Regions from separate parts of the Homo sapiens genome. Here all the other regions are linked to region 1. Evidence: chromatin loops called from intact Hi-C (ENCODE). Cell type or tissue: HCT116. All regions are shown on one strand.

What was found. Peaks named below come from ENCODE experiments on the same cell type or tissue, not always from the same donor. Only the 100,000 strongest peaks of a DNase experiment are listed, where the experiment ranks them.
Region 2: it touches region 1 in a loop (15-fold over the local background); 83 of 110 quality-filtered maps call a loop at or near these places.
Region 3: it touches region 1 in a loop (28-fold over the local background); 7 of 110 quality-filtered maps call a loop at or near these places.

Annotation. Positions count from the first base shown.
Region 1 is chr13:112,870,587-112,878,586 of GRCh38, reverse strand. ATP11A (ATPase phospholipid transporting 11A) reads right to left here. Exons shown (of 30, transcript NM_015205.3): 26 at 6,787-6,852; 27 at 4,911-5,014; 28 at 2,646-2,811; 29 at 284-370. The coding sequence ends at 293. Among named protein-coding and RNA genes, the nearest start is that of MCF2L-AS1, 94 kb to the left of the region's middle. RefSeq lists a silencer at 3,166-3,355 and enhancers at 5,246-5,295, 4,917-5,416, 5,417-5,918, 5,058-6,257. In HCT116, a CTCF peak has its summit at 3,879 (motif pointing right); DNase peaks (open chromatin) are centred at 3,896, 5,171 and 5,456; H3K4me3 peaks cover 1,591 bases; H3K27ac peaks cover 2,934 bases.
Region 2 is chr13:112,636,464-112,644,463 of GRCh38, reverse strand. No RefSeq gene overlaps it. Among named protein-coding and RNA genes, the nearest start is that of ATP11AUN, 6.6 kb to the left of the region's middle. RefSeq lists a silencer at 1,622-1,805 and an enhancer at 6,912-7,581. In HCT116, a CTCF peak has its summit at 3,514 (motif pointing left); a DNase peak (open chromatin) is centred at 3,513; H3K4me3 peaks cover 532 bases; H3K27me3 peaks cover 1,073 bases.
Region 3 is chr13:111,471,200-111,479,199 of GRCh38, reverse strand. No RefSeq gene overlaps it. Among named protein-coding and RNA genes, the nearest start is that of LINC02337, 120 kb to the left of the region's middle. RefSeq lists an enhancer at 3,834-4,334. In HCT116, a CTCF peak has its summit at 4,567 (motif pointing left); a DNase peak (open chromatin) is centred at 4,559.

The DNA of each region.
Region 1 (8,000 bases):
CCGCTGTCAGCTGTGTCTGAACCCTCACACAGGTGGGTTCTGAGGCTGCACGGACGCTGAGGGAGAAACCCTGGTTAACTGTGACTGATGGAAAGCACAGCCCATGATCAGTCTGTGCATGAGAAGGTGTAAGTGGTGGCGGGACTTCCCGACGTGAGGCTGCTGTACCCAGCGCCTGGTGGACGCTGCGTCAGAGCACGTGGACTCAGGGCTCTGGTGATGGGCATGGCCCTGCTGCCCCGTGTCTACCATCCCAGGTGCGTGGAAGGCAGAGGAGCATCACCTTGTTCCATCAGAAACTCAGGCTGCTGGAAGTCTGAGAAAGCATAAAGATGGTTGACTGCTCGACAGAAAGGCACTGGCTCTTAGTCTTAGTCCCGAGGTCAGCGGCCACGCACACAGGGGTGTGTGAACAAGGTGTGAGGATTTAGGCAAAGCGGTCGGAAGACGGAAGGAAATGGGAAGGAAAGAGAAACAAGAGACAGAGCTGAGTTAGTCAGAGGCTCGCCACCACGTGCAAGTTCTTCTGGTCACTCTGGGCGGACACTGGTGCCCCCCACCGTGACCCGCCAGCCCCTCCCACCCCCTGCTTTATGCCTTCTGCAGGTCCCGCTGTGTAGCTGTTCATAAGCATTCCCGGGGCTCTTGTGGGACGCAGAGACCCACAGCAATACAGGGGCTTCTAAACAAAGGGTGGGACGGGGAGGGTCCTCACTGGCATTCCCAAAGTGCCCACCCATCCTGGAGATGAGTTGCAGAGCAGAGGGCCTGTGGTCAGACACATCCGGGGGCGTGGCCCTCGGCAGCCCCGACTCTGGAGGCTGCGTGCACAGTGCATGGAAGAGCCCAGACTCCTGCGGGGAGAGGCCCTCCTAACCCCCCGAGTTCAACTCCTGCCTGCTCAGGCATCTTTGACCAAGCACCTCTGCAGCCACATGCACCCAGGGGCCAGGTGGGGCTGAGACTCGTGCAAACCCCAAGCCACACCACTGTGGCCACAGCTAGGGGCCCAGCAGACACCCCCAAGCTGCACCTGCTCTCTCTCGGGGTCAGACCCCCAGCCCTGCTGTCTCTTCTGTGCCTGATGTCCTTGTTACATGTGTGTCTGCCACGTCCCCATGTATGGGATGTGGTTATGAACACGTGTCCCATGCACAGAGCCCTGTCATGAACACGTGTGCCCGCTGTGGAACTGCACAGCTAAAGAGCTCAGTAACCAAGGACCGTGCTTAGAGAAAACCACCACTGGACAGCTGCTTCTCGGGCCACAGGCAGGGCTGGGCAGTGAGTGGCTGCTTGGGGCCGGTGAGTTTCCCCTGAAGCACTGGGGGCCGCGGAGTCTCAGCCAGGGCCCCGGCTCCTGCTCCCACTGTCTCCCCTCCTGCACAGAGGCCCCTCAGTGGGACCTTCTTATAAGCAGCCAACTGGCACGTTCTGCTGCGTTTCTCCTGCCTGTGGCCCCCGAGTCAGTGGAGCTGTGTGTGGACATTTTCACTACATTGAGAGGCAGTCTCTTCACCACGAGTTTTGCTCGCTCTGATTTTACAAACTGTGGCAGGAGGCATGAAGGAGGGAGTGCCGGGAACTGGTGGCATCGGTTTCAACATTTCAAATCGGCACCAATGTCCCAAGAAAGCTCTCAAGCCAGGGTCCCATTCTGATTGTTGGAGGTGGGTGGTGGGTGAGGCTGTGCCCCCCAAGGGAGGGCAACCTGTCTTCCCTCCCAGCACAGCAGCACCGCTGGGAGCCAGCCCCCGGGTGTCTGAGCTACGTGAGTGAGTCAGGGCTGGGGCCCCGGCCCCCACTCACTCCCCGTCTTCCTCCCACCTGGGGAGCCTCACACCCTGCAGGAGCAGCCACTGCCAGGGGCCCCCACCCCTCATTTCCCCATTGGGCTTCAGCACTGCCCAGTCCAGGGCTCCACCTCAAGGAGTGATTGGAAATTTCGGGGATGAAACTTGAAAACTTGCATTGTTAATAGAGTCCTGAGGGACCGTGACAGGTGCAGCGGCCCTCTGAGGACAGGCAGGCTTCCCAGTAAAGCAGCAGAGGTGGGTCGTGGTCACTGCCTCTGATTTAGGGTTGAGCTTGAAGGCAGAGGCCAGCTGCTGAAAAGGATGGGGGACCGGGAGCTAAGTCCTCACACCTGCCAAACCCTGCACCTGGGGGGACACTCGGCATCGTCACGTCTTCCCTGGACCCAGAATTCTGCTTGTGCCTAAAACTTGGGAGTGTGTAAAATAAGCAGCTCCACCAATACCAGCATTTCCTGATACAGATGCTACCGTTTCCAGCCAGATTTACCATCCTTAAAAATTATGTAATTCAACCTTTTAAAGTAATGATTAATTTTAAAAAAGGTTTCCATTTACATGAAATAATTTGCCTTTTGCATCAGTCTTTTTTCTCTTATTTGTGTCTCATTTCAGATGACTGTTTAGGTTGAAACATAAAATTAGACATCGGTCATCGCAAATGTACCTGATGTTTAACATCATGCACCGTCAGGACACTCATTAGTGATACCTGAACTGATCACGTTTCATGAAATCCAAACCTTTCACACTGTCTTTCAAAACGGTCATCTCCCAATCCTAAGGCCAGGGCCCTGAGGCACCCCCGCCCCGGCTGGGGACACTCCGTACCTGGACTCTCTCTGTTGCTGTTGGCCACAGCTGCCGGCACAGGACTTTCTTGAGGACGTCGGGAAGGAGGCTGATGGTCACCAGCAGCACGATGGCCAGCCAGGCGGGCCCGCTGGACAGCATCTGGATGAACACGTAGTACATCCTCTGGTAGTTGAGGAACGGCCTGAGGGGCAGGGAAGAGAAGCCGCTGGTGAGGCATGTACTCCCTGGGGCTGGCCTCTCTACTCACTGGAGAGGCCGTCTGTTCAGGGAGTTTACACTTTTGTCAGTGAGAGTTGCTTGGCAAGCCACGGAGCCTGCTCTGAATTTATCATATAAAAAATGAACACTGAACCTCCCGGTAATGCTGGGGTAAGAGGAACGGGAGAAGGAATTCTATGAAGTCATCTCAAATGGGACATAGAAGTCTCTGAAGTTCAGTTTCACAGAAGCAAAAAAAAAAAAAACAAAAAACAAAACACAAAGGGATTGAAATAGGGATGTTTTTCTATCTTGAAGTCTCGGATGGGAAGGACGTCCCGAGCACTGGTCGTCAGTACAGAGCAAGCAATGACTTCTCTCCCCAGAAAGAGGATGATTCAAAGACGTCTGCGTCAGCCTCCATGAGGGAGGCTGGCAAGGATGCAGGGACCAGTGACCCGCAGCCAGCCCGAGCCCACAGGTCCACGTCTATACGTGCCTTCCGGTAACGTTTCCTGATCGCCTTTCACATCCCAGGCACTACGGATGGTGGCAGAGACACAGAGATAGGGCCCCAGCTCCAGGAAGCACAGTGAAACTGGTGTGTGGACAACAGGAGGGAAACGGAAGCAGGGCATGGTGGGTAACGGGAGGGACACGCAGCTGCTGGCAGACCTGGGATGGGGCTGGGGGCACCCACGTGGTGCTGGTGGCGGGCAGGAGGATGGGGTCTCATCACCAAGCGGTGGTGACATGGTGAGCTCCCAGCACATCAAAGACGTGGGGTCAATGTTTTAGGAAACAATGTGAGAGGCTGTGGTTCTACCAAGGCTGACGGGCTGTGGCTCCTTGGCTACAAAGCCCAGGAGCTGGTCAGAGAGGTTTGGGATGGAATCTTCCTCTTACAGAGCCATCGCCTTCAGGGCTGTTAGAATGGCCGGGCTCTCCAGAGCCGGGCTGGGCTCTCTAGAGCTAAGCAGGTTTCTCTGGGGCTGACAGGGTGCCTGACACCCTCCAAGCTGGGCTGTCATCTCTGAGACTGTGTAATGCAACTTGGGGCCACCAGGGGCCGCTGGCTGAACGAGAGAATCCGGAGGGACTCTTCCTGGGCTGAGAGTCCCGCCCAGGTCAGGGGCCCTGAGGGATCCTGAGTGGGTTGCTGGCTTTCCCTAGGCCGGCTACTGACCCCAGGTCTGCAGAGGGCTGTGGCAGAGGCTGCTGCGCTGGGGCTGAGACTGGGACCTGGCCCTGGGCCCATACCACTCAGCGTCGTTTCCTGGCTTACAGCGACAGTCTCTAGACTGACCACCCTGCCTATGTCGCTCTCACCAGCTCAACACGCAGCCACCGTGGGGTTTTTAAAAGAGCCACTCAACTCTGCTGTGCTCTGCCTCGACTGACCACGACAGCCTCGAGCCAGGATCCTCACGGCCGGCGGTCCAGGAGGCCACCATGCCTGCTCTGCAGCCTGGTCCGGGCCCCTCTCCGCTGGCCACGGCTCCCACTCACGGAGGACCTCCTCCCGCCCGGGCCTGCGTGCCTGCTGCTCTCCCCCAAACCAGAGGCTCCCCGATGAGTCAGGCTGCTGCGGGCAAGGTCCAGCCCCACCATGCCTGGGCCCCATCTTGCTGCGGGGCGTGAGGATGGAGTGAGACAGGACCTGTCGAATGCCTGGCCAGTGCCTCGTTGTGGGAGGCGGTTACCAGCTGGGACTTGCTGTGATGATGGCGCTCTTCTTCCAGGTTTCAAATGACTGTTTCTGAAAAGTCACCTCTGGCCTTTCAATCTGACATGGGTCCCCTGGTGCGGAATCCTGGTCTGTTCCTCCGTATAACTCGTCACAAGCTGTTATCAGTTAGCGTCTTTCTCCCCCGGAAGATGCAAGTCACCGGAGCAGGAACCCCCCGGTGTCTTGCCCCCGACTGTATCCCAGGACCCCACGACACCCAGCACACAGCAGCCATTCAACAAACACTTGCCCCAACCAACAGGGCCGCACGGAAAATGTGTCTTCAACCCTTGATAAAAAAATAACAACCACATGATATTTATCAGATTATCAGCTACTTATCAGATATTTACCAGATCACTCCTCCCCAGAGAAGCGAAAAGACAACGTAGAACAGCAGCGACCCCCAGATGACAAAATGGTTGATCCAAGTCCAGTAGTGTGTGTCCAATGCAAGCTAAAAGGAAAAAAAAAAGGGCAGTTAACGGTGTCATCTGAGCAGTGAGAATGATCGTGATGGGCAGGACAGAGAGCCGGGGGGTGACGAGAAACTAAACCAAACGCAAGACCCAGCAATGACGACTCAATGCCTGCAAAACACGGCTCAGGAAGACAAAGCCACACCTCACACCGCTCAGGAAGACAAAGCCACACCTCACACCGCTCAGGAAGACAAAGCCACACCTCACACCGCTCAGGAAGACAAAGCCACACCTCACACTGTTCAGGAAGACAAAGCCACACCTCACACCGCTCAGGAAGACAAAGCCACACCTCACACCATTAAGGAGACAAAGCCACACCTCACACCACTCAGGAAGACAAAGCCACACCTCACACCGCTCAGGAAGACAAAGCCACACCTCACACCACTCAGGAAGACAAAGCCACACCTCACACCGTTCAGGAAGACAAAGCCACACCTCACACCATTAAGGAGACAAAGCCACACCTCACACCACTCAGGAAGACAAAGCCACACCTCACACCGCTCCAGAAGACAAAGCCACACCTCACACCGCTCAGGAAGACAAAGCCACACCTCACACCGCTCAGGAAGACAAAGCCACACCTCACACCGCTCAGGAAGACAAAGCCACACCTCACACCGCTCAGGAAGACAAAGCCACACCTCACACCGTTCGGGAGACAAAGCCACAGCTCACACTGCTCAGGAAGACAAAGCCACACCTCACACTGCTCAGGAAGACAAAGCCACACCTCACAGTGTGAGTGGAGAGGAAGAATGTGGGGACGCCACAGCCCTGGGTCCTAGGTAAGGGAGCCATGGATGTATTTCCCAGATGGCAGCATGCGGGCCACAGACCAAGGTGTTGTTTATATCGTCACCGAAGAAAGTCATTCAGATTAAGGTGTTCTTTATGTCTCTACTGAAGAAAGTTACTTCTTAAAATTTTTTTGAGACAGTCTCGCTCTGTCGCCCAGGCTGGAGTGCAGTGGTGCGATCTTGGCTCACTGCAACCTCCACCTCCCGGGTTCAAGCGATTCTCGTGCCTCAGCCTCCCAAGTAGCTGGGATTACAGGCGCGTGCCACCATGCCCGGCTACTTTTTGTGTTTTTAGTAAAGATGGGGTTTTGCCATGTTGGCCAGGCTGGTCTCGAACTGCTGACCTCAGGTGATCCATCCACCTTGGCCTCCCAAAGTGTTGGAACTACAGGTGTGAGCCACTATGCCTGGCCAGAAAGTTACTTTAGAGTCAGGTGTTGTTTACATCACTATCTAAGAAAATCACCTTAGGAATGTTTTGGTATCACTTTTTAAGACTCAGTCTGATAGGTTTTGAGATTTCATAATGATATATTCTGTATATAATTTCACTGAACTTTAAAGAGTGAAATTTTTCAAAATACATTAATTTGTTTCAATTAAAGTGTATTTTGATGGCGCTGGGGGGAGGGCTACTTGCCACTGAAAACAATTCTAGCCTGAATTCTTTCACAAAGAAGCAGCTTGCTCCCGAGGTTACCTCCGGTGTAGCTCTGGGGTTTGCACATGGGGTGGCCGGGTGTGCTGAGTGGCTGTGCATTACTTGTCTAAACAGCAGGACAAGGATGCCCAGGGGTGCCCCAGGAGCCAGCCAAGGCTGGGTGGAGAGTGGCTTCCAGCCTCAGTACAGAGTTATAATTCAGAGAGCTCAGAGCGCGTGAGGCCTACACTGCAGGGGTTCACTGTGGCTGGGGGAGGAACGTGAGCGCGAGACCACTTACCTTTAGTGTAACTGTGAACACCATCACGGTGAATACCAGCGTTCCAAACGTCCAGTTTCCAAATATCTGTTTGGGGAAAATAGTCCAAGTCATCTCGTTTTTATGTATTTTTTTTTCTCTTTCACAATCAAGAGTTTTAGAAAATACACCTCATTTTTCTTGTGTGCCAACACTTCAAACCCCAAAGATATAAGCACTATATTTTCTTATTATCCCGTAAAAGAAGATGCAGCAACTCCCCAGAGCACGGCAGGACGCCCCCATTTCCCGGCTGCATCTCCCACCACCAGTTCTGTGGCTTGGTGATGGGCTCAGAGCCTGCCTATCTGCAACTTGCTGCCCGCTCCTGACGCTGGCCCTGCTCAATGCTCTCAGCCACAACAGACGTCCCAAGGTCTCAAACTGAGCACAAAAACTCCCTCACAGCTGGCATTTAAATATCCATAATGCAAACTCGGGTACACGCAAACCTCCTTTTTCTGTTTTGTGTTTTACGTAGAAAAGACAGTTGCCTGAGTACCCAGCTACATTCCACGGGTTTCAGGAACAAACTCACAGACTGTGTCTGTTCCCTTCTGAACTCAGCTCAGACTCCTGCCTGCTGTTGAAGAACAGCGGCGGGAACGTTCTGCGAGTAAATGCAGAGGAAACACCCCAGGCACCCATGCAGAGGGGGAAGCCTGGGGGCTTCCCTCGGGGAACCTCCCTCAGGACAGAGAAGACAAGCCGGCAGACAGGACAGGGCTGGACAGAGGCTGCCCCGCGTGCGGCCAGAACCACAGATCCGCCAGCAGTGGTGCCCAGGTGGCCGTGGAGGAGGGAAGGTCAGTGGGACCCACGAGCTGCCAGCTGGCAACGCAGCACAGACACAGACACACCCGTGAGGACCGCGTGCCCGACCCGTGAGGACAGCACGCCTCTCTACCGCACGAGGCACAGGCCAGAAAGGGCTGCTGCCCAGACCACCCCCCGCCTTGGGGAAAACCCCCGACTGGAAACTTGTTTCGGGAGAACCTGCTTTCCTTTGGGACGCTCCTGCGCTGTGGCCCAGACGATTTCTAGTTTATCGGATTCCATGAACTGCACCTCGCAGGGAATTTTATTTTATAAAGAATTAAAAAGCGGGCCGGGTGTGGTGGCTCATGCCTGTAATCCCAGCGCTTTGGGAGGCCGAGGTGGGCGGATCATGAGGTCAAGAGTTTGAGACCAGCCTG
Region 2 (8,000 bases), 230 kb after region 1:
CTTTCCAGCCTGAAGCCAGAGGACAGGGATGGGATCCTGGGGGTACGAGGTGGGCTCAGGGCTCTGGCACAGCTCAGGGAGGAAAAGCTGATGCATACTCAGGGCTGTGGCCTCAGGCAGTGAGGGCCTAGGACCTGGGAGACTCCGGGAGCAGGGCAGGGAAGCCGGGAGAGAAACTCCATCCAATGGGCATCTGTTGCAGGTGCGTTCCTGGCTGCCTGCCCGTCTCACTCTGGCTCTACACAGGAAGCTGGCAAACTCCGGACACTCTGGAGTCAACTAACATCTGAGTCAGGGTCAGATGCAGCAGCCACCACTCCAGGGAGACTGGTGGATGGTCAGGCAATGGGGAGGCCGCACTTGCTTGACGTCCAACTGGGCACTTCATTTCACAGCCTAACAGGGTTCCATTTTGCTAATTTTAAGTAGGATCACTTATTTTAAAATAGAGACAGTGTTTATATTTTAGCCCCATGTCAGACTGTAGTGTGTTAATGAAAGGCAAATTCCAAAGTCCAATCCAGGGAGGGCACAGTAACATTTAAATAATTTACTAAAGTTTCTTGTGAACAGGTGAATGTCTGTATGCAGTTCTCATAGAAGATGTATTGAGGAGGCATGAACATACTTTTGTTAAAATCCAATCAAATTTAAAGAGTAAATTATTTTTCTAGGTCAGGTATGGTGGCTCACGCCACCAACAGTTTGGGAGGCTGAGGTGGGTGGATCACCTGAGGTCAGGAGTTCGAGACCAGCCTGGCCAACATGGTGAAACCTATCTCTACTAAAAACACAAAAAATTAGCTGAGCCTGGTGGCGGACACCTGTAATCCCAGCTACTCAGGAGACTGAGGCAGCAGAATTGCTTGAACCCGGGAGGCAGAGGTTGCAGTGAGCCAAGATGGCACCACTGCACTCCAGTCTGGGCAAGAGAGTGCGACTATGTCTCAAATAAAATAAAATAAAATAAAATAAAATAAAATAAAGAGGCAATAGAGACAGAAAAACAAAATACAATGCATGAACTTTGACTGGTTCTGTAATACAAGGCATGTGGGGACAACGGGGACATTCTGAATTTGGACACGATAGGAGATGGTATTAAGGAATCGTTACTGACTTTCTTAGGTGTGAGAATGGTACTTTGACTGTGCAGGAGAACATCCTTGTTTTTCAGAGACATGTTGAGGTTGCCGAGGGTGAACTACATGAGGTCTCATGAAGTGGCCCGGCAAAAAAATAAAAAAATAGATAAATAAAAATAAACATAAATAGTTAGGTGTGGGCAATGGGTTATTTTTCTCCAAACTTCCTCTAACGCTGAGATTGCTCATGATGAAACATGAAAACAGAGAGTCTGACAAAGAAAACTATTAGCAGATGACTTCTTGGTACAGATGTTTCAGTAAAAGCCCAGCCTTTCCGAGTCATCTGTTGGTGGGTCTGGGAGTGCTGGACATGCCACCTACCTGGTGCTCAGAAGGGCCCTGATGTGGGCATCGGAATCACGGATGCCCGCTGCTGTTCAGTGACAGCACTCAGGCACACAGGGACCATCCCTGACTTTCCTACCCATTTGTAATCCTTCTCCCTAATCTGGCATCTTACTTGTAAAGTGAAATCCACACGACTCTGGTTGCTCTTGGGCAGAGTTGTTTGTTGGTTTGGAGATGTTGCTGGAGCAGCCATGGGAGGCCAATGCCTCAGCCTTCCTGATAGGAAGGCTGCCTGGCCTAAAGTTCATTTGAAATACATGAAAGCAAGATGGGTTGGTGGACAGAGCATTGGACCTGGGGGCAGATGTGATAAAATGTCCATTGCTAGCATGTAGGAGTGGGTGGCGGGCAGGCGGCGGGTGGGCAGGTGCTCACTGAGCCATTCTGGCAGCTTTTCCATGTTTAAATTTTTCCTTAACAAAATATTGGGGGAAATATTAAGTGACAGAAGTGAGATTTGAACCAAGGCTCCAGGATCTGGGTTCTTGGCCACGGTGCTCCGACGCCTCTCAGGCAGGGATGGGTTTGATGGAATTCATGCAGCAAAGGCATCACAGGCCTTTGTGCAAACTGAAAAGTGTATGGCCAGCCCTCCTCTCCAAGATGGGACTCAGAGGCAGGAAGTGCTTGCCCAAGGTCCAGGGGAAGGTTAGGGCCCCACCCCGCCTTCCCATTGCAGGGCACATGCACCGCTTAGGGCTGCCTTGACACCTCACGGAAACGCCGAGCAAGGCACGGGGATGCTGTTCACCTCCTGCGTATGTGGGCCCCAGGACAGCCCCTCTGGTCATCAGTGGGCCTCTAAGCACGGGGGTGCCTTTTCTTCCAGCGCCCGATGGGCTGGCCTGCTTTTACTCCCGTGTAGACGCCGTCCTCCTCCTTGCATTGTGTTGCCTGCTCCTCTTTGAACACGTGCGGTTTATCGAGCAGCACAGGAAACGTTTACCCTTGAGATTAAACATCTTCTGGCTTCACTTCTATTTTTAATGCCTCGGATTCATATAGCACTTCCCTTTGATGAGGTCAGCCCTTCACAGACATTGTCTAATGAATCCTCCTGGACTGGGGGCGTGATGGGCATCGTGAACCGAAGGCCATGGATGAAAAACAACAACCTCAAAGGAGTTGTGTGCAATTGCTGTGTAGACGAAGGGATCAGAGAGCGGTCATCGTGCCTGAAATAGAATCTTTATCTTCCAATTCCTCTTTCAGGGGCCTGGGAAACGGACACCTGCAGCGAGGACCAGGGTGTGGTGTGGAAGCAGGAATGACGGCATCTCAGCACTGGAAGCAGACTTGGAGACTGGCTGCTGCCTCCGCATCTGACCCACAGGGAAGGTGATAAAGCTGGGCTGTGCCCAGGGTCACGAGGCTTATTAGCACAAATCTCCAGCCAGGGCCTGGGCTGCGTAGCCTCAGAAACTCCACATTTCAACGGTCGATATTTCATTTTCTAGGAACTGATTTTATTTTATGTTATTTATTTTTTAACAGAGTCTTGCTCTGTTGCCCAGGTTGGAGTGCAGTGGTGCAATCTTGGCTCACTGCAACCACCACATCCCGGGTTTAAGCAATTCTCCTGCCTCAGCCTCCTGAGTAGCTGGGATTATAGGCATGCGCCACCATGCCCGGCTAATTTTTGTATTTTTAGTAGAGACGGGGTTTCATTCACCATGTTGCCCAGGCTGGTCTTGAATTCCTGACCTCCGGTGATCTGCTTGCCTCAGGTTCCCAAAGTGTTGGGATTATAGGCGTGAGCCATCATGCCCAGCCATGAAGTAATTTTAAATTACACACCTCATTCCCTGCTCAGGCCATACAAGCCATACAAGCCTTTCTTCACCCACAGCAATTCTGTCTTTCAAGGAAATTAACTTGTAAGATTTACCTCAAGCCTAGAGGCCTAGAAAAGTCTGTAAACTGGCATCCCTTTTAGGGGGACATTGGCACAGGCAGCTCAAGCTCTGGGGGCTCAGAACAAGCTGAGCCAAAGGACCCCGCCATGCGGGCCAGATCCCAAGAGCGCCACCTGGGGGCAGAGTGCACGGCCGTGCAGGTCCGGAACTGCCGACTGGGTGGGCGGCACCTGCGTTTCCCATCGCGCTGTGCCCAGGCCCGCGAACACCCAAGGGAGAAACCCGCAATTCCAGTTGTTCCCAGGGTCCCTCAGCCTCTTTGGGACTTCAGGGAGCCAGGCAAAGAGGTCAGCTGTTGAGTTTTTCTAGAAATTCCCTCAATGCTGTGGCTGGGTCTCCCTGAACATACAGCAAAGTTGACCACGCCCAGACTGGGGGACTTGAAGGATGTCTCTGGGCTGCGCAATGTAAGAAATTGCTATCACAGGTGTTTATGCAAAAAAAAAAAAAAAAAAAAAAAGAAAAAAAAAAGCGCTGCCACGTGGCATTGGTACTCAGTCCTCTAAACCAATATTCCCGATAAGATGTCTCATTTCATCTTTAGATTAAAAGAAAGGACAAGAGTTCCTGAGTAAGAAACTTCCTCAGGAAGGAGGTTTTCCGCCAAGCTTTTTGTCTGTTGTTTATGTATCCATCCGTCTATTCATCCATGCATTTATTTATTTAATCTATTTATCTGTCCATCCTTATCTAACTATTTTCAGGTAAACAAACTAAATTAATAATAATCCTTGCTTCACATAGTACAGTTTCATTCATTGGCCAATACGGTGAGCTACTAGTTTTATTTTGATAATGTGGATGGAGTGTCTACAACCCAAACAGAAGCCAGGATTTTGGCTGTAACCTGCCTTAAACCACACGGCTGCACCTGATCCCATGCTCCCGCACCATCCCCTAGCTCTTCACCCCCAGCTGACCATCATCCTAAATCCCATGTCCCTGCTTCTCCACTTTCACTTTTTAAAAAATAGTTTTGCACCCATAGGTATTCCTAAAAAGTGTGTTAATATAGACGTGCTTAACTTTACTAACGTGGTATTATGCTTTCTGTAGTGGTTTTAGACTACTTTTTGCCTTACTATTGCGTTGCTGAGTTTTACCATGTTGTGTCTCACTGCAGTGCATTCATTCTGACAGCTGTGTAATCATCCACCGTGTGAACATAGTGCCAGAAACTGTGAAAGACTGAGATTTCACCACTTGTGAGCTAACACATCAGCCTGCCCATTTCAGAGATTCTGTAGGAGGCATGAGATTCCGAGGTCAGAGACAAAAGCCTGTCACTCGTGGCACAGGCAGCACAGGCATCTGCATCTTTACGGCAGTTCCTCTTGTCTTCCAGTGCCATGGGGTACTGGAAGTGGATGGGCACAGGTGGGTGCCCCCACACAGAGCAGGTGCATTACAGAGAGAAACCCTGAGCTCAGAAGATATAAATCTTTTATCATAGGCAGGAAACATGCTTACCCTTTGCTCCAGAGAGAAACGATCTGTATCTTTCAAGGCTGTTTGCTATACAGTCATTCTGGAAAAGACAGCTTTGGACAAAGGCAGTTAGTGCCTTGCCTGCAAGACACACAGCAATGTGAGAGACCTGTGGGGAATTCTCTCCCAATGTACATTACAGAATCTTCATGCTTTCAACGTGGAGGTACTATGGCCAACAGAATAGAGGCATCTCTAAGATGGTAACTGTACTAAGCTTTATCAATCCACTTATATCTTAAAAGGAAATTAATTTATCAGATTTTTAGCCCCTGGAGAGGCAGATGAGTTACATTTCCAGATGGGGCACTGGGAGGGGAGGACTATGCGGGTCGAGTCACAGGACGTGGCGCGAGAGGCTGCTGAGGGTGGTGACGGCATACTACACTCACCTTCCCCTCCTGGGCAACTGGACGACTGTGGCCATGTGGCTGGTGGGACAGAAGCCACTGCCTACCTACATGGCCATAGCATGGAGCAGATGCTAGTTGATCTGACGACACTTTTATGCTCTGCTGATTCAGCAAAAAAGCAAGAACAGAGGCTGAAGGGAACAGGAAAGAGGGGCCCTAGGGCTGTTGGAGCAGGGCAGGGTCTGGCACGGACACTGAGCTAAGAGACTTGGCATTTTCGAAACTCTCCCTTCTCTATAAAAATCATCCCTCCCCTTAACAGTAAACTTGAAGGAAGAGGTAGATCCACCAGGAACACCTCCTAGGCAGGGGCTGGACGTGTATATCCCTGGGGAAGTGGCTCTCAGCCCGGACTGTACCCTGTAATTACGTGGGGCGCAATAACCAAGTCCCATGCCCAGTACAAAATATGCCAGGTACTAAATAGGGGGTCATTGAATTGGTGCTTAACTGCGTTGTTGATGCTTCTACTCCAAACTGCAAAACAAAGACCCAGAGCAGAGCTTTGCAGCCGGCCTCGCCGCGTCACGTGGGAACTTGTCGGAAACACCATGGCAGGGCCACACCCCAGGTGATGGAATCGGAAACCTGAGGGTGGAGTCCCAGCCAGTTTGCTTTGAAAGCTTCCCAGGTGGGAAGCGTAGCTCCAGGGGAAAGACATGAAGACTCAGACCCTCATTTGCTATCCGTGTAGAATGTCGGCGGCCAGATCGTGCTGGGCAGGGCAGGGCAAGGGCACAGGGAAGGTCAAGGCGCACACGCGATCGTCTGTTCGACCTCATCCTCGGCGCCCTCCAAGCCTGTCCTGTGCCAGAGTCAGCTTTGACCGTTTCTCTCTTCACCACTGCAATCAAATAAAATCTTCCTGGTTCCTGCAGAACCCACTTCATTTCCAGGGCGAGACGTTTTCTGCTGTGAGGTGGCAGCTGAAGCCCCCTGCAGCAGAGGTGGCCAGTGGGGCAGGCAGGGGTGCTGCAGGACCCACCACGCACCCTCAGGTGGCCATCAGCTCAGGGATTCTGCACTATCATCCCTTCTGTGGTCGCCAGAAATATGTTACAGGACGGGGTCCCAATCCAGACCCCAAGAGGGGGTTCTTGGGTCTTGCGCGAGAAGGAATTCAGGGCGAGTTCACAGGGCAAAGTAAAAGCAAGTTTATTAAGAAAGCAAAGTGGTGAAAGTGCAGCTGCTCCATAGACAGAGGAGAACGTTCCAGAAAGTAAGAGGAGGGACGCGTCCACCCTGGGAAAATGCTGCTTCATATGGGGAGATGTGCTCTGCTACAAGGGTTTGTGATAAAGGATTAGGTTTCTTAATTACTATATTTTACAAGAATAGATATTATTCGCTTTAAAGCAAAGTTAGGAATGCCTTTGTTCTCCAGTTATGGGGATATCTGGACACTCTCAAGTCTGGGTCTGTTTAGTAAACATTGTTAATTTGTTCCCTGAACTGTAAACATCTAGAGGCTCGGAATGCCTGACTTCCTAAGAATGCAGCCCAGCAAGGCCTAGCCTCATTTTCCAGCCCTCACTCAAGATGGAGTTGCTCTGGTTCGAACGCCTGTGACAGTGGCACTGCGTGAAGGAAACCCTGGCTTTGCAAAATCTCTGAGGAATTCTTCTCGGGGGCCTGGAGGCCGCCCTGGCGGCAGCTCCTTGGATCTGTCTGCCAGCGCCAAAGTGGGAAGGAGAATGGCCTGGGTCTCCCACTCCTCCTTCCCTCCTGCCTGGCCTGTTCCGTGGGCTCCTGCGCCCACTCCTCCTCCCCGCGGCCATGGGCTCCTCCTGCGAAATCTTGCATGGCCTCGGCTGCCAGGTGGCAGAGCCGCTGCGCTTGGGCGATGAAAGCAGACGGTGGCTCTGTTGCCCTCCTCCCACCCATCTCCCATGTTTCTGCCACCTTTTTAAGGGTGATGCTGCTCGCTGGAGTAAAAACCGTCGACTGACAGAAGCACGTTGGGCTGTGGGGTGAAATAATGACACCTCGAGCCCTGCCTGTCGTGGACCCAATGGAAGCCAGGGCCTCGCCCTAGAGCAGACATGGGCCTCAGGAGGGTGGGTGTGTCTGTGGGCGGAGTTCCCACCCGAGCCCTTGTCATGCACAGCCCCAGATTTGCCTTTGGCCTCCAGGTGCCACATGGGGACAAGCTGGGAACCAGGAAAGAAATGGGATAGTGCTCGGAAAACTGGTAGCTGGCAGTGGATAGCATGACCATGTGCCTGCCTGCGTGTTACTCATACAAACCCCAGGACCCAGACAACCCCATGAGGTGCAGACAGTGAGGGTTGTCGGTGCAAAGCACAGGCAGAGCAGATCCTGGCTCCTGGGCTGCATGGTCTTGGGTGACTCCTGACGTCTCCGTGCTCCTGGCTCCTCCTCTGTAACACGGGAGTCAGTCATCGTGCACGTTCGCAGGGTCATCAAAAGAATGGCCTGTGTTGGGGCAGTGTCCTGGCCATGGTGCGCACCCGAGGGCATTGGCTGTCATCCCCATCCTCCCTGGAGGGGATGGGACCTGCAGATGAAGCCCTTGCTAGTCCTGCAGCCGGGATCGGCGGGGTCAATCTGCTCTCTGAGTTCCTCAGCTGCACCCCTTGGAGGAGAGAGCCTGGATTCTACAGCAGAGACAGGGAAGAATTGTGGTGTCTGTGGCCCCTGAATTCCTTGGGGTCCCCAGACCTGCA
Region 3 (8,000 bases), 1.4 Mb after region 1:
ACTTTCTTGCGAATTGAACTACCCATTTAAAATGTCTGCTGCATTTTGTGCAATATTTCTCCTTGTTTAGTAAGGGGTTTGGGGCTCTCTAATACATCACATGGTCAAATACAGAGGTTCCCAGCTACACAGTTGCTAAAATCCTTTCACATTCCCAAGTCTAGGGTTCCTCACATTTCTCCTCCAACAGCTTAGCTGGAATATAACTCACATACCATTAATTCTCTCATTAAAAGTGTACAATTTAATGGTTTTTAAATATATTCACAGGTACGTGCAACCTTCACCACAGTGCATTTTCGAACATTTCCATCACCACAAAGAGGAATTCTGTGCCTTCAGCTGTCACCCTCTAGCCCCCTTCTGCCCTTGCCCTCAGGTTCAAAGCCATCACTAATCTGTCTTATAGATTTTTGTCCCTATGGATTTTTCCATTCTGGATTTTTTTTTTTTTTTTTTTTGAGACAGAGTCTTGCTCGTCACACAGGCTACAGTGCAGTGGCACAATCTCGGCTCACTGCAACCTCCACCTCCCGGGTTCAAGTGATTCTCCTGCCTCAACCTTCTGAGTAGCTGGGATTTACAGGCACACACCACCATGCCCGGCTAATTTTTATATTTTTAGTAGAGACAAGGTTTCGCCATGTTGGCCAGCCTGGTCTCAAACTCCTGACCTGAAGTGATCTGCCTGCCTCAGCCTCCTAAGGTGTTGGGATTACAGGCATGAGCCACCATGCCCGGCCTGGAAATTCTATAGAAACAGAATCATATACTAGGTAGTGATTTGTGACTCACATCTTTCACTTACTATATAACGTTTTCAAGCTTCCTCCATGCAGCCTGTACCAGCACTTTATTCCTTTTTGAGGCCAAATAGCGTTCCACCACGTGGATACAGCACAGTTGTCTACCCATCCTCAGGGGGCGGACACTCAGGTTGTTCTCGTCTTTCGGCAACTGAGTGATGTGGCTGTGAACATTTATGCACGCGTTGATGTGTGGACGTGCATTTTTATTTCTCTTGAGTTTCCATTTCACATGTGCCTAGGGACGGACTTGCTGGTCCTATGGTAACTCCATGTTGAATCATTTGAAGAACGGCCACTTAGTTCTATGTGATTTTAGTCTATTTCCATTTACTTTTTATAAAAAACAAAAAAACCTGTATGTAGAATTTGCTAAATTTTTCTCATTGTACACCATTATCCCTGCCTTTAAAAAATACTGACAAGTATATCACTACTGTAAAAAAAAATACGCACATAGAAAAAAGTCTTAAAAGATGGCCCACAAAAGCAGTTATCACCAGGAAAAATGAATTTTTATTTTTGTGTTTTACCTCATATGTGTAGTCTAAATTTTTAATAATGAAAATAAATAACATTTGTCGTAAGGAAATAAATTAAGAATGGAGAAGATAACTTTCCAGAAAATGACAGGCAAGTGAGGTTTTGTTTTGTTTCAGGTTTTGTTTTTTTAATCAGAATCTAAAATAAATCCTTCTGCAAGACAATTCGAATGGTGCACACAGAGCCTCCCTCTCTGAAATGGAAGTGGTCTCAGTTAGTTGGGAATTGCAACCCAGCCTGAGGCCTAAGAGACATACACACTCCCATGGAACCAAAAATGGGCAATCTCTATGTCAGGAAATAGAATACGAGAGAAATTTCTAGAAGCAGCTGGTTTTTCCAACACTTCCTGAACTCTTCAAAGATGAAGACAGCTAGCACATCAGCTTCCTGGTGAATCGTGCTCTGAAATGTCAGTCAGTCTTCCTGCCCTTTGGCTCACCCTGGCAGGTGGATGTCCAGCTTCTCCCATGGCCCCTTTCTAGGGAATGTGGTCCCATTGGCCAGGTGTGTCAGGTGCTTGAGCCCAGAGCCTGGCTGTCACCCCACCCCAGCCACCCCAGGAGAAACCTGTGAACCTCAAGCCCAGACCCCAGCAAGTCTCTCACAGTCAGGGCTGGAAAAAAAGATCCTATGTATGAGTCCATGCTCACACTGCTGTAAAGAAACACCTGAGACTGGGTCACTGAAAAGAGGTTCAGTTGGCTCTTGGTTCCACAGGGCGTACAGGAGGCATGGTTGGGGAGGCCTCAAGAAACTTTCAATCATGGCGGGAGGCGAAGGGGAAGCTGGCAGGTCCTACGTGGCCGGAGCAAGAGGAATAGAGTGAAGGGGGAGGTGCGGTACACTTTTAAACAACCAGATCTCCTGAGAACTCACTCACTATCACCAGAACAGCAAGGGTGAAATCTGGCCCCAGGATCCCATCACCTCCCACCAGGTCCTGCCCCCAACACCGGAATCACAGCTCTGAGATTTGGGAGGGGACACGGAGCCAAACCACATGACCCAGGAGCAGGAGTCCCAGACTCAACAACCCCGGAAGGGAAGATTGCTTCTTATCTTAGAGGAATGCCCCACCACCACCACCGAACGGAAGAAAAGAAAGCATCCATCTGGGTTTTAATGTAACTTTAGGAAAAAATAGCAGAGGTACAACGATTTTCTTTCCCCCAAAATAACAAAAAAACAAAAAACACTCTGAAAATCTGAAATAGTAAAGCAAGAGGCAGGAGGAACGAGCATTGGAATTTTTTTGGTGTGGTTATATTATCCCTAAAATAACCCTCCAGTTCCAGGACTATTTCAGGGTTTGACTTGGCCTTCGAATTAGGCAGTTAGTTTTCTTATTTCAGGGAGATGAGTCAGGGTGTCACTAAGCCTCCCTTCTTTGTGAAGCTAATCTGATGCCTGGGAGAGGCCTCCTAGGTGAGCAGGCCCCTGGCACCAGGAAGCGGCCATGCTCCTGGAATTCCTGTCCATAGCCCTGGCTGCTGGGCCACCATGCCCAGGCCTGCCAGCAGCATCCGTGCCTTCTCACGCTCTGCAAAGGTGAATGCCACCTGATAGCCACTGGGCCAGGTGCGGGGGCCTCAGGAAAGGCCTTGGCAGTCCCACCTTCTCTCTGTGTCCACATTCCGTGAAGCCTTGGTTCAAGGCTCTCCACTTCCTGGCGAATCTGCTCTTTATTCATGTAAAGATACCCCAGTCAGTTCATGTTCACACAAGCAGATTCATCTGTCCACTAAGACAGGGGCCCACCAAACCCCCAGCCAGCTCATCATCACCCAAGCAATTCATCTGTCCACTAAGACAAGGGCCCTCCAAGCCCGTGGGAGGCCTACAGGGCTGGCTCGGCCCTTTCTTAGCTCCTGTCCCTCCTCACTCTTCTGCAGAGCTCACCATGACTTCTTGCTCTTACAGCTCAGATAGTATCTGTTTAAACTTCAAAATATTGATGGCAGAGGCATTACTGCTGCCATTCTAGAGATACAGGAGCAAGATGGACGATCAGGACACTTCCCAGGGTGATCCAGGAATCACGAGTGTGGCTGGGACTTAAGTGCAGCTCTACCTAAAGCCTGCACATCCAGTCACCTCGCCGCCCTCCCAGCCCCCAGCAGGACAGCTAGGCCCACCCTGGGCCACTCTCAGCCCAGAGCTTCTGGAATCAGTATCAACCCAGTAAATAAGATGACAACACGTTAATGGAATCAGTGCCACCCACACGCTTCTGCTGGAACAAGTGGAAAAGAGGCGTGAAACTGTTTCATGAGCAATAAATACAATCCAGAGATGGTCCCTATTTCTAAGGTAAAGTGGCAAAGCATGGGAATTATAGGGATTGCACCCGGGGCCCTCTGCTACCTCCGTCAGCACCATCCCTCCCCTGTCTCCTGGGGTCCTCTCCAGCCTATGGAGAGTCACCCCGACAGCATCCCTGGTGTGGACGCGATGTGGCTCTGCAGTTATATTAACAAATGTTGGCTGGGAGTGGTGGCTCACACCTGTAATCCCAGCACTTTGAGATGCTGAGGCGGGCGGATCACAAGGTCAGGAGTTCGAGACCAGCCTGACCAACATGGTGAAACCCTGTCTCTATTAAAAATACAAAAATTAGCTGGGCGTGGTGGCGCACGTCTGAGTAGCCTCCAGCTACTCAGGAGGCTGAGGCAGGAAAATCACTTGAACCCGGGAGGCGGAGGTTGCAGTGAGCTGAGATCGCACCACTGTACTCCAGCCTGTGCAACAGAGCGAGACTCCGTGTCAAAAAAATAAATTAAAATAAATAAAAATGTCATCGCCCTCAGGCAGAACCACGCTGAACAAAGCCCTGTAAAGCCTCCCCTGTTCCTGCAACAAATCCTGCACAGATGGAGCCCGAGGTGTTGCCGGAAGCAGAGGAACCTGAGTGCTGAGACCCCAGCGTGGGGCCCCTCCCCGGTCCCTCAGCAGCAGCTCCGCGTCCCACGCCTGCACTGCAGTGGCCTCCTGCACAAGCGAGGGTGCCAGCAGAGTTGGGATTGCAAGGCAGGCAAGTTGGGGGAGCTTTCAGAGTCAGGCCTCCCCAAGGAGCCTGGGGACCAGAGCTGCCCATATCAGCACACAGGACCACAGCCTTCTCCGGCACCTCAGCCAAGCCTCAAATCCTAGACAGGACTCCCTTCTCTGGATCCACCTGCCCAGCAGCACATTTATTTTAAGAGGGATTTTACTGACATCTGGTGGCAAGACAAGAAACCTCACTCTTTAGAAATACCAGATCCAGGGATTTAATCAGCCTCCATCAGAGACCATGAGCTCTAGAATAAAAAGGAAGCCAAGAGAAGAAATGCAGGGTTCCAGGACACTCACAGCTCCCGCCTCCCTAACAGGCACCAAGAAAGTGGGTGAAGCCGGAACTCGCTTGTATCCCCTGGCACCTGCGTCCCAGTCCGGCAGCAACGTCGCTTCCATCCACAACAACGAACACCTTTAGAAAACTCCCCAGCTTGGGACAGTGACTCCCTGGAGCCTTGTTCCCGAGCACTCGGGGTTTCCTGACCCCTCACTGGGGCTGCAGCTTCCCTCTGGCGGAGGGGGACCTCGACACTCCCCGAATTGGCCCCTGTCCCATAGCAGGAGGTCTCCTACCAGCCCCACATCAAAGTTGCAGGGAACAAGCACAGGTGACCTTGTGGTCCAAGCGTGAATGGATAGAGCCTTGTTTCACCCCACGACAACATTAAGGTGCAAACACTGGTGTGATTATAAGACATTTTCATGCACCCGTAGCTTATCAATGAAACACTTTAAAAACATGACCAGGCCTCAGTACCAAGTGCAAATCTACACTCACTAATCAGAACCTCCCCCTAAAAAAGACTAGGTCTTGTCTGGACAAAAGGGTAAAAAGTTGGACTTCTAGGCCGGGCGTGGTGGCTCACGCCTGTAATCCCAGTACTTTGGGAGGCCAAGGCAGATGGATCACTTGAGGTCAGAAGTTTAAGACGAGCTTGGCCGACATTGTGAAACCCCATCTCTACTAAAAGTACAAAAAAAATTAGCCAGGCATGGTGGTGGGTGCCCCTAATCCCAGCTACTCTGGAGGCCGAGGCAGGAAAATCAATTACTTGAACCTGGGAGGTGGAGGTTGCCGTGAGCCGAGACTGCACCACCGCCCTCCAACCTGGGCAACAGAGCAAGACTCTGCCTCAAAAAAAAAAAAAAAAAAAAAAAGTTGGACTTCCAGTCCAAAGTGAAGGACTTACTTTTCATTGACAAATGGGACAATACAAAGAGTATGCAGTCTGAACACAGCCATTCACACCCACTTAGACACACTCCTAGAAAATGGGCCCAATGTGAACAGCTGTGCTTGGCTGGGGCTGTTGTAGGTAATCACGTTCTTCATGTACTTTCTACATGTGTACTTTTTCCAGGTTGGCACAGCCCCCTGGCCTCCGCTTCATGCCTGCCTGGCCCCGTCTCATTGCAGCAGGCAGAAGTCCTGGTGGAAAGCCCCTGCTCTCAGTCCCTGCCCTGCCCGCACACGGCCTGCAGTGGGCTCAGCACTGGAAGCTCCTTTGGGTTCCCAAAGTGACTGGAAGCCCTGCAGCAGTGAGTCCTGCCTGATTCTCCCCACGTCCCTCAGGTCTGCCCAGTCTGCAGACAAAGGGCAGTTTGACCTGTTCCACGTCTGCCGCTGCCCATCCAGTGACTGTGCAGGGCTGTGCCAAGTCTGCACCCCCACGTGCACAGCACGTACACAGACATCGGCACCTGCACTCTTGGGGGCAGGAAAGGCATCTCCATGCAAACTGCTCATGGGAAAACACCTGCCTGTCCCCAGCCCTGCTTCCTGACCAGATGCTGATCCAGATGAGCCAGGCCTCCTTCCTGCCCACCCCAAGACTCACCCCCAACCCTGGACCTTCCCTACCCAACAGTCTCTTCCCAGAATGCCATGGGCCACCTTTCAGGAGCTCATTCTCTGCAGGGAGGATCGCTAGAAAATAAATGCATCGTCACAGGTCTCCTGGATGAGCCTTAGACCAGGGTCTGCATCCCAGCTCCTGCGAGACCTAATGTTGGAGTGGGACAGTGGGAACCCACAAAGCCAACAGCCCTAGGAATGCCTCCCTTCCCATTCCCGACAGCGAGACACACAGGAGCAGATGGAAGATTGTTTGCCAACCTCCTTGCAAAGTGTAGCAGGTACAAGTATCAGAGCCGCAGTACCTGAAATCGGTGGGATGCCTTGATTTTCTTTCTCCGTAACTGAAAAGTCACATATTCCACTGACCCGCATTTGCACAAATAGCACGAAACTTCATCTCACCCATCAAAGGTCACTTGGTCCTCTCCAGACTTCAAGGTGGTCGCTGGAACGCATCTCCTTCTCCCAGGAGGCTATCCAGGCTTCAGAATCTTCCACGTTGTCCTTCCAGTTGTCTACAGCCAGTCCTGAGCTGGCCTGGGTCTTCCACTGGCGTTTGCCCCGGGATGCCCCTCACCCTTGCTGACAGCCCTCACCCCATCCCCGCCTGAGGCCGGTGGTCCGTGCCTATGCCCCTTAGCCCATCTCAGAATCCTTGGTTCTCTGTGGCCCATGCGGCTCTTCCACAACCCCCTTGGGGCTCCAGAATCCTGTGTGTCAAGGCAGGTCAGCAGCTGCCCTGGGGCCTTCTTTGGTCACCATCCTTCACTGCCCCTCCAGGGCTGGGCCACTGTAGGCTTCTCGGTGAGGCTGCACCCACCCCAGGAGACCGGACCCTTCTCTGCAGCCCTGAGCCCTTACCCAGGGCCTCCATGGGCTTACTACACCTGGGCTCGGGCCAATCCCCTCCTGTCACCTTTCTCCTTCCAGGCCCTCTTTGATCTTTGGTGCAGCCAGAGAGTCACCAAGGATTCCCTAAGCTGTAGTCAGGGTGTGATTCTGTCCTGGACCCTCATTCTCTGACCTTCCGCAGGCAAAGCCACGTCCGTAGAATTCTTTCCAAATCTTTTCTCTCTCAAACTCTGGCTTTTGAAAATCAGATGTTTTTAGATATCAGTCTTTAGATACTGCCTGTGCAATAGCATTTAATGACCACAGTTTAAAATTTAACAGTGAACAGTGATCTCTTTGCTGTGAGCTAGACTCACCTGAGAATCACGTAGACTGGGATGAGGAAATGGAGGCACCCTGAGAGCAAATCGCAAAGAAGTGCCTGTGCTCAGGGGCCCACGAGGGCTCTGCCGCTGCACTTGCATGGTCCCGAGGGTAAACGCCTCTAACCTGTGCGCACCACGCACCTCCCTCACCTTATGCTGTGCCAGCCGTGCCCCTAGGGCCAAATGCCTGTGACTGGAGGAATGGAGTCTCCAGGGAGCAAAGCAAGAATGACTGGGGTGTGGGGCACGCCAGGTGGCATCTGAGGAGCAGACTCTGCTGCCAGAGGCTTCCAGCACCCCAGGGACATCGTACCCATGTAGAGACAGGGTCTGGAACATGCAGAGATGCATAGATACGTAGACATGGATCTGACACGCATGTGGATCTATAGATGCAGAGACAGGCCAGGACCTGGTCCGTGTACACGCGGTATTGATTCATGTGCGCCCCACACTCCCCTCTGAACTCCTCACTGTGATTTGGGGTGAGGGGGAGGGAAGTGATTGGCCAGTGCA